Linked DNA regions of Homo sapiens: region 1 is linked to region 2. A link is an interaction called in ENCODE POLR2A ChIA-PET data of the cell type or tissue named here. Cell type or tissue: A673. All regions are shown on one strand. Each heading gives the region's core, and the rest is flanking DNA. Links, peaks and the distances in the headings are about the cores only.

The links. ChIA-PET counts read pairs that join two places held together with the same protein. Peaks named below come from ENCODE experiments on the same cell type or tissue, not always from the same donor. Only the 100,000 strongest peaks of a DNase experiment are listed, where the experiment ranks them.
Region 1: POLR2A ChIA-PET joins it to region 2 with 6 read pairs; 2 of 35 experiments call an interaction of 5 or more read pairs at or near these places.

Annotation. Positions count from the first base shown.
Region 1 is chr12:7,437,801-7,442,199 of GRCh38, reverse strand. CD163L1 (CD163 molecule like 1) reads left to right here. Exons shown (of 20, transcript NM_174941.6): 2 at 954-1,046. It also overlaps the pseudogene LOC100419928. Among named protein-coding and RNA genes, the nearest start is that of CD163L1, 4.2 kb to the left of the region's middle. In A673, for the core only: no CTCF peak of the experiment used is centred there; a DNase peak (open chromatin) is centred at 2,039; H3K4me3 peaks cover 1,285 bases; H3K27ac peaks cover 1,785 bases.
Region 2 is chr12:7,237,095-7,241,493 of GRCh38, reverse strand. It overlaps the pseudogene LOC100420983. Among named protein-coding and RNA genes, the nearest start is that of PEX5, 50 kb to the right of the region's middle. In A673, for the core only: no CTCF peak of the experiment used is centred there; no DNase peak of the experiment used is centred there.

The sequences.
Region 1 (4,399 bases), core at 259-4,258, 200 kb before region 2:
TCTAACAGTTACAGCTGTTACATACCCCTCAAGTAAACAGGATGATAAATATTATTTTAAAGTATTTCTTATACATTTATTTACCCCTATGAATTAATCATCCCATCTGCTTTTAAAATAATCTTTCTATAATGTAAATTTTATTTATTACACTGATTCAATTCTTTATAGTCTCCAAATAACTCTCAGAATAAATTCTCAACTCCTTCGCTTGTGTATTGCTCCTGCCTATCTTAGTTCATTCTTTCCCCACACGTGTAGCATAAACTTTATTAGATGCAGAACTGAGCATGACTGAAAAGACAGGGAGAAGTGAGGAAGTGGCAAGATTCTGTAGGAATAATAGAATAGTGACCCTGAAGAAAAGTGGATAGCTTTGGTAAATAATCATGAGCTCAATCAGCAGTTATTATAGTGACCTCCAAATGTTGATTTGCTTGTACATTCCAGTCACAAGCCACTGAGTGGAATACAGGCAAGAACACTTATTCATTCCTCTATTCCCATAATGAAGCACAAGATCGGGTACATATGTCATACTCAATAAAGGAGCAAATGAATGAACAAAGTAGGGGGATAACGTTAGGAGGAAAAACAGTAAAAATGAGGAGAGGGTCAAAGAGTTGAGAAGTAAAAATTACTCAGTAACCCAAAATGCTAATCAATTACCCCAAACAGCCACAAAATATATTTGGACACAGAATGCAATTTTTCAATGAATCACATGCTAAAATATCTGCCCTGTTACAAACCACTTGGTGCCTTTCCATCACAAACAGGAGCTAGTCCTGTGGCTTTTCCTGGGAAAAGGACTTTCTTGTGCGGTATCCTTGACAGGTGGAAGAATAATTCATCTTACTCCTTCTATTTTATTTTGGATTTAAGTCATTGAGGTCATCTAACATTTCTTAGAAAGACATGAAATTCTACCCTGCTATATTTTGTTTCTCCAGATTTTGGAAGATGCTGCTGTCATCAGAACCTTTTCTCTGCTGTGGTAACTTGCATCCTGCTCCTGAATTCCTGCTTTCTCATCAGCAGTTTTAGTGAGTTCTGATGGATGATAACTTTTGGGCTTACAATCCTCTATTCTACCTTTCCCCTACTCACTACCCTAAGTGCATATTTTGAGGGAAATAGAACATGTAAAAATAATGTTGGACCTTCAATAGCTATACCCTGTAAATAAAGGTGTCCAAATTATTTTTATGCATTTCATATTACATTTTTCGTTGACATTTTTCTCCTTCAGATAAAGAGAATTTCCAAATCCGGCCGGGCACAGTGGCTCAGGCCTGTAATCTCAGCACTTTGGGAGGCCAAGGTGGGGAGATCACCTGAGGTCAGGAGTTCGAGACCAGCCTGGCCAACACAGTGAAACCACATCTCTATTAAAAATACAAAAATTAGCCGGGTGTGGTGGTGTGCACCTGTAACCCCAGCTACTTGGGGGGCTGAAGTGGAAGAATTGCTTGAACCCAGGAAGTGGAGGTTGTAGTGAGCCGAGATCGTGCCCCTACACTCCAGCCTGGGCGACAGAGCAAGACTCCATCTCAAAAAAAAAAAAAAAGAAAAAAGATAAAGATAGTTTCCAAACGTAAAATGTCTCACTGAAAAAATATGGATATTGTATTTTTGCAAATAGAAAAATCGGTTAATAAAAACTTACAAGATACAGAAATCAAAGAATTAAATACAATTAAAAATATATATGTGTTACACACCATGGAATACTATGCAGCCATAAAAAGATGAATTCAAGGGCCGGGCTGGGCGCGGGAGCTGGCCGGGCTGGGCGCGCCGCGGTCCCGCACCCACTTCCGCTTCCCGTGCGGCGGTGGGGGGATGGCGGCAGGGCCGGTGGGCGGCGGCGGCTCCAGGTCCCTGCCCGGGCGCGGCACTGCGCAGTCCGCCCTCCCCGTCGCAGGGGCGCTCCTGAGCTTCGCGGGGCCGCCTCCAGGGCTGCCTGCGCGGAGGGCCGGCCGCGGCCGACGCGAGTGTTAAGTGTCCGCCCTGGCCGGCTACCCGGAGCCAAGAGCAGGCGGCGGAGCCTGAGCGGGACGTGGCCACGCTGGCGCGGCGGGTCCAAGCCCGCCATTGGTCGGCTTCCGTTACGCCGCTGATGTGGAGTAGGGCGGAGCGCGGAACGCGAGGAGCTGCTGGGGTGTGTGTCGCAGCGGGTTTTCCTCGGCGGTTTGCGGAGCTGCTAGGATGGAGCAGGCTGCGGAGGGAGCGAGTGTGACCGCAGCCCCTGTGTCAGCTGCCGACAGCACTGAGGAGTTGGCCGAAGTCGAAGAAGGAGTTGGAGTAGTGGGCGGGGATAATGACGCAGCCGCGAGAGGAGCGGAGGCCTTTGGCGACAGTGAGGAGGACGGAGAGGATGTGTTCGAGGTGGAGAAGATCCTGGACATAAAGATCGAGGGGGGTGAAATTCTTTACAAAGTTCGCTGGAAAGGCTATACATCGGATGACGATACCTGGGAGCCCGAGACTCACCTGGAGGACTGTAAAGAAGTGCTTCTTGAATTTAGGAAGAAAATTGCAGAGAACAAAGCCAAAGCAGTCAGGAAGGATATTCAGAGACTATCCTTAAATAACGACATATTTGAGGCGAACTCTGATAGCGGTCAGCAAAGTAAGACAAAAGAAGATACTTCCCCAAAGAAGAAAAAGAAAAAATTAAGGCAGAGAGAGGAGAAAAGCCCAGATGATCTGAAAAAGAAAAAAGCAAAGGCCGGGAAGCTAAAAGACAAGTCCAAACCAGACCTGGAGAGCTCCTTGGAAAGTTTAGTTTGATTTAAGGACAAAGAAAAGAATTTCTGAAGCCAAAGAAGAACTAAAGGAGTCCAAAAAGCCCAAAAAAGATGAAGTAAAAGAAACAAAGGAATTAAAGTTAAAAAGGGTGAAATAAGAGATTTAAAGACGAAAACAAGAGAAGATCCCAAAGAAAATAGAAAAACAAAAAAAGAAAATTTGTCGAATCCCAGGTGGAATCTGAATCAAGTGTACTTAATGATTCCCCCTTTCCGGAGGATGACAATGAAGGGCTACATTCCGACAGCAGAGAAGAGAAACAAAACACTAAAAGTGCAAGAGAGAGAGCAGGGCAGGACACAGGGCTGGAGCATGGCTTTGAGAAGCCCCTAGACAGTGCCATGAGTGCTGAGGAGGATACCGATGTCAGAGGCAGGAGGAAAAAGAAGACCCCGAGAAAGGTTGAGGACACTAGAGAGAGCAGGAAGCTAGAGAACAAGAACGCATTCTTAGAGAAGAAAACTGTGCCTAAAAAGCAGAGGAATCAAGACAGAGGCAAAAGTGCTGCAGAGTTAGAGAAGCTTATGCCTATATCTGTCCAAACGCCAAAGGGCTGGAGGTTGAGCGGGGAAGAGAGAGGCCTCTGGTCCATGGACTCAGCCGAGGAGGTAAGGGCCACGGGAGGCAGCAGAAAACCCGTGTTGAGTGGCCAAGACATTTCACAAGCAAGGAAAGGGAAACAGTCAAGCTATGAGAAAGTGTTTATGACCATGGGCGGTCATAAATGAAGATCCTCCAGCTCTTGGACACTGCAGCTTATCTCTTAGTCTCTGGTTTGTTTCTCTTAGAATGATTTTGACTAGAAAATTATAGGCTAATTTGTGAGCAAAAATCAGGATGGTTTTTAGAGGTACTCAGATGATATATGGAGCATTGTATACTCAGGTTTATAGCTTCATCAGCTTATTTTATTAGCTTTTCACATCCTGCTTGGTCATTTCCCCTGTTGTCTTGAGTATACCACTATTAAATAATAGGACACAAACTACATTAACCAGTATTTTAATGCTTATAAAAATGTATTTAATAGAGAATTTGTCCCATTATAAAAATTATTTTTATATGGCTTTGCAAAATGGATATATTTTCCAAATTATGAGAGTATTTATATATGCAATATTTATCAAGGGCTATAAAAAACATCATTTTTTTCATCCATTATTTCCAGTTTTGGGAATTTATTTTAAGGAAATCATTTTAAAGAAGGAAAAGCTGTGCATACATAGTTATTTATGGCAGTATTATCTTCATTAGTGCTACAGCAAAATAGAACAACTTAGAAAATGCAGTGGAGAAGAAAAACCCTACATAAATGTGAACACAGTCATGTAAAAATATGTGTGTAATGTAAGCAAAAATGAATTTTAAAAAAGATTATGCATGTAAAAGTACAAGGACCAGAAGGGGGAACATGGAGAAGTAAAATAGTCATGATTGGTTAAGACTATGGGTGGAAAACTTTCTTAGAATTTTCTTTTTTTTTTTTTATAATAATAAAATTCCTAAAAGAGGGTTGGAAAACTGGTGTTGGGTTTTGAATTTGATATTTTGTGAATTATTATATGGTTGACTGAGGAAGCAAAAT
Region 2 (4,399 bases), core at 211-4,210:
TTAGTCTACCGTTCATGAAAGAAGTACAGCTTTCACAGAGGTATGAGGTCTGAGGTCTAAGGACATGAGAGAGCCCAGGAGGCTAGAAATATCCTATATCTTGATCTAGATGGTTAGAGGGGTTTATATATATGTAGATCCATTGAGCTGTTCATGTAAGATCTGTGTATTTATTGGTCATGATAAACTCAAATTTTAAAAATGAATTTATATATTTAATTGCACAGAAAAAAATATTTCTATTACAATGTTGAGTGAAAAAGGCAAGTTATGCTAGAGCATTTCTCCCTGAACTCACTTGTATTAAAAAAGTTTACATATAAGAAGAAAGAAGACTAGAAGAATATACTCCAAAATATGAGACTGTGCATAAGTTTTATTTTTTATTTTTGGTTGTTTGCATTTTCTAAACTTTAGAAATATAATTCTGATGTATCTGAGGTGGTCCAGCATCTTCTCCAAACTCTCTCAGCCCCAAGCTCAATAGCAATAACCACAGCATTCACAACCTCTGACCCAACGCATCAGCAACATCATCAGCTCTACCAGACAACCAGAGTAGCCATCTTTATCCCTGATCCCTCTGTCCCCTGTGAGGTAAAGCATGTGGCCTCTTGCTGAAGAATATTCCTCCCAGCTCACCTGATAAAATGACAAATCCAGAAACCTATATTTACTTCCCTTTCACAATCATTTAATGATATGAATTGAGCACTGTGGCTACCCATAAGGGAGACTGAGAAAAATAAGTCAGGATCCCCACTCTCCGGGGGATTCCACATAGAAAACTCAACACACATGGAGAACTTTTCTTGGTCATTTCTCTTAATCTCAGCTCTTTTTTTTTTTTTTTTTCCTGGCCCAGCTGGAAACAGGAATAATAATGGCACTTCACTCACAAGTTTGTCCTGAGGTTTAAATGAGGCAACATGAACACAGCATTTTAGCAAAGGGCCAGGTACGGACTGTGTAAGGGTTGTTGGCTGCTGTTTTCTCAGGCTCATCATTCATCACATGCAATCACTGCTCCCTGGCTTTGAATTGTTCCTTTAATTTTCACACTGCCCATGACAAAAATTTCATCAGAAAAAGGTGCATTTAGACTAAGGTTCTTATACCAGAAACACAATGAAAGGGATTGGTAAAAATGCTCCTTTGCATGAGGCAGGCCCATTTTGCTGGATTGTTCTGTGGAGTGTTCACAGATTCTAACAGCATTTACTCGTTGCCATAGAGACCATGTGACTAATTTGTTCAGATTCTTACATCTAATGGACAACCTGCTTATTGAAGTTCTAATGAACTCCAGTAAAACGCTGTGTAAGCAGCTCACTCCCAAACAACATAATAATCCCAGTAGGTATTTGAGATCTGCATCTCTTCTTTGGAATCTGTGTCTTACGGGTGGGAACAAGATTTTAAAGTTTCAGCGTATTAAGTTGTCTTGTCAAAGTTTGGAAATATTAAGCAATATTCTCTTACAGAAATTCATAATATTAAATTATTTAAAATGTTTTACCTAGGCTTTAACTCAAAAACTCCACAAGAAATACTCAAAGAAGCATTTAAAGAGTTAACAAGAATACTCATTGAAGCAGTATTTACAGTATAAAACATTGGAAATAACCAAAATTTTCAACAATGGTAGATATGATAAATAGATCATCATAGTTGTCCTTGATAGGATTCTATACAATTATTTAAAATGTTGTCATATAAGAGCGGGGTGTGGTGGCTCACACCTGTAATCCCAGCACTTTGGGAGGCCGAGGTGGGAGGATCACTAAACGAGGTCAGGAGTTCCAGACCTGCCTGGCCAACATGGTGAAACCCTGTCGCTACTAAAAATACAAAAATTAGCCAGGTGTGGTCCCGAGCACCTGTAATCCCAGCTACTCAGGAAGCCAAGGCAGGAGAATCTCTTGAACCCGGGAGGCAGAGGTTGCAGTGAGCCGAGATTGTGCCACTGCACTCAGCCTGGGTGACAGAGCAAGACTCTGTCTCAAATAAATAAATAAATAGTCATATAAGATTTACTTGTATCTGAAAATCATAAGTAAAAAAACAGGCTTCACAAAAGCTGATAGAAAATAATCCCATTTTGATAAACAATACACATAAATAGAAAAAGAATAAAGGATATATACACACCAAATGTTCATGGTGAGTGATAATGGTGGCATTATGAATGGACAGGCTTTTCTTCTTTGGTCTTTTCTATATTTTTCAAAGTTTTTTGTATTGAACATAAATGAGTTTTATTATCAGGAAAGGCTAAATAAATACAAGTATTTTTAAAATAATTAAAAGAAAGCTCCCCTTTATAGAAAATATGGACCGTGATCTGCTCATCTTTATGGAATAATGTCACCTAATTAATGTATAAGAAATAGCACTTTCTTATACATACTGCACCTCCCATTTTATTTTATTAATTTTTTTTTAGTCAGGGTCTTGCTCTGTTGCCCAGGCTGGAGCACAGTGGTGTGATCACAGCTCATTACAGCCTTGACCTCCTGGGCTCAGTCTATCCTCCCACCTAAGCCTCCTGAGTAGCTGGGACTACAGGTGCACATCACCATGCCTGGCTAATTTTTTTTTTTTTTTTTTTAGTAGAGATGGGGTTTGTCATGTTGCCCGGGCTAGTCTTGATGCCCTGGGCTCAAGTGATCTGCCCACCTTAGGTTCCCAAAGTGCTGAGATTGCAGGCTTGAGTCACTGTGCCCAGCCACTCTCTATTTTAATAATTGATTCTGAAAAGAAAAGAATCATCTATGGATGCTAAAATAGTTGGGTGAAAGTTAACTGGAGAATAGGATACTTACGCAGTCTCAAATTATTACACAACAGATTACATACTAATTACAAAGAGGAAAATATACCTTTACAATGGAGAGAAATGGCAGTCACCTCTTTAATCGAAAGATCAAAACTGTCAGTATCCAAAACGAGACAACACAATGTTTCCTCAATATAAGCAAATAAGAACTACACATTTCCTACATAACATTCTTGAGAAAGATGTTTATCTCGGATCTCATTATAAGGAAATTAGAAAGTGAGGCATTTTCTAACACAACAGTCCTCTACTCTTCAAAATGTCCATGTCATGAAAAACAAACAATGGTGGTGGGACAGTTTTAGATAAAAATAACTAAGGAGATATGAGAACCAAATAAATAAATGAACCTTGATTGAATTCTGGATTTACCAAAGCTGTAAAACACATTCGAGTACAACTGAGAAAATCTAAATATTGGCTGGATATTAGATAGAATTAAAGAATTATTTTTAATTTTCATAGATGTAATAATGCTGATGATTAAGAAGAAAATCTTTGTTCTTCAGAGAATGCTGCTGAAATATTTAAGAACAAAGTATCATAATGTCTGCACTTACTCCCAAATGTCTCATTAAAAATATACAAATAGGCCGGGTGCAGTGGCTCATGCCTGTAATCCCAGCACTTTGGGAGGCCAAGGTGGGCCAATCACTTGAGGTCAGGAGTTTGAGACCAGGCTGGCCAACATGGTGAAACCCCGTCTCTACTAATAATACAAAAATTAGCCAGGCATGGTGGTGGGTGCCTGTAATTCCAGCTACTCGGGAGGCTGAGGCAGGAGAATCACTTGAACCCAGGAGGCGGAGGATGCAGTGAGTAGAGATCGCACCACTGCACTCCAGTCTGGGTGACAGAGTGAGACTCTGTCTCAAAAAAGGAAAGAAAAAAGCAAATATAAAGTAAATGAGGCAAAATTTTAATAATAAGTGAATATAGGTGAGAGATGTACAAGTAGGTGTTCATTGTGCTACTATTTTGACACTTGTAGACTCAAAAATTTGCAAAATTAAAAGTTGGGACAAAAGTACTTGACAAATCATAAAGTACTCAAAAACAATGGCACTATGATTAGTAGCAACAATGAAAGTATTTAGAGAAAAAGAAACTTTTCTTACCATGTGTGGACAGTACAGAGAAACAGGTTGGTTTAGTTTTATATGAATTGTAATATTTCCTTCTTCCCCTAGAGACAGGATATTTGAGTTTTCACCCACAATCTGAAATTAGGTAACCATTAAAGGGATTTTCCTTACAAACCATTTGTGCTCTTCCTACCAGATCTAAACACAGGATCTAAACTTAAGCCTTACTACCCCCATTCAATATTCCAGGAAAGTGCTTGGTCAGTGTACCTAGAAACTGGGCAACCTAAGAGGGGTGTGGTTGGGTGGTGAGTGTGAGGGTGCCAGAGCTGGAAACATTTGGGTTTGCATGTCCACTCTGACACCTTCTGACTTTGAGAAGCTTGGATGCTTCTCTGAACCTCAGTTTCCTCATCTAGAAAAGCAGAGATTTAAAAATGCACCTACTGTATAGCTTTATTGTGAGGATGAAATA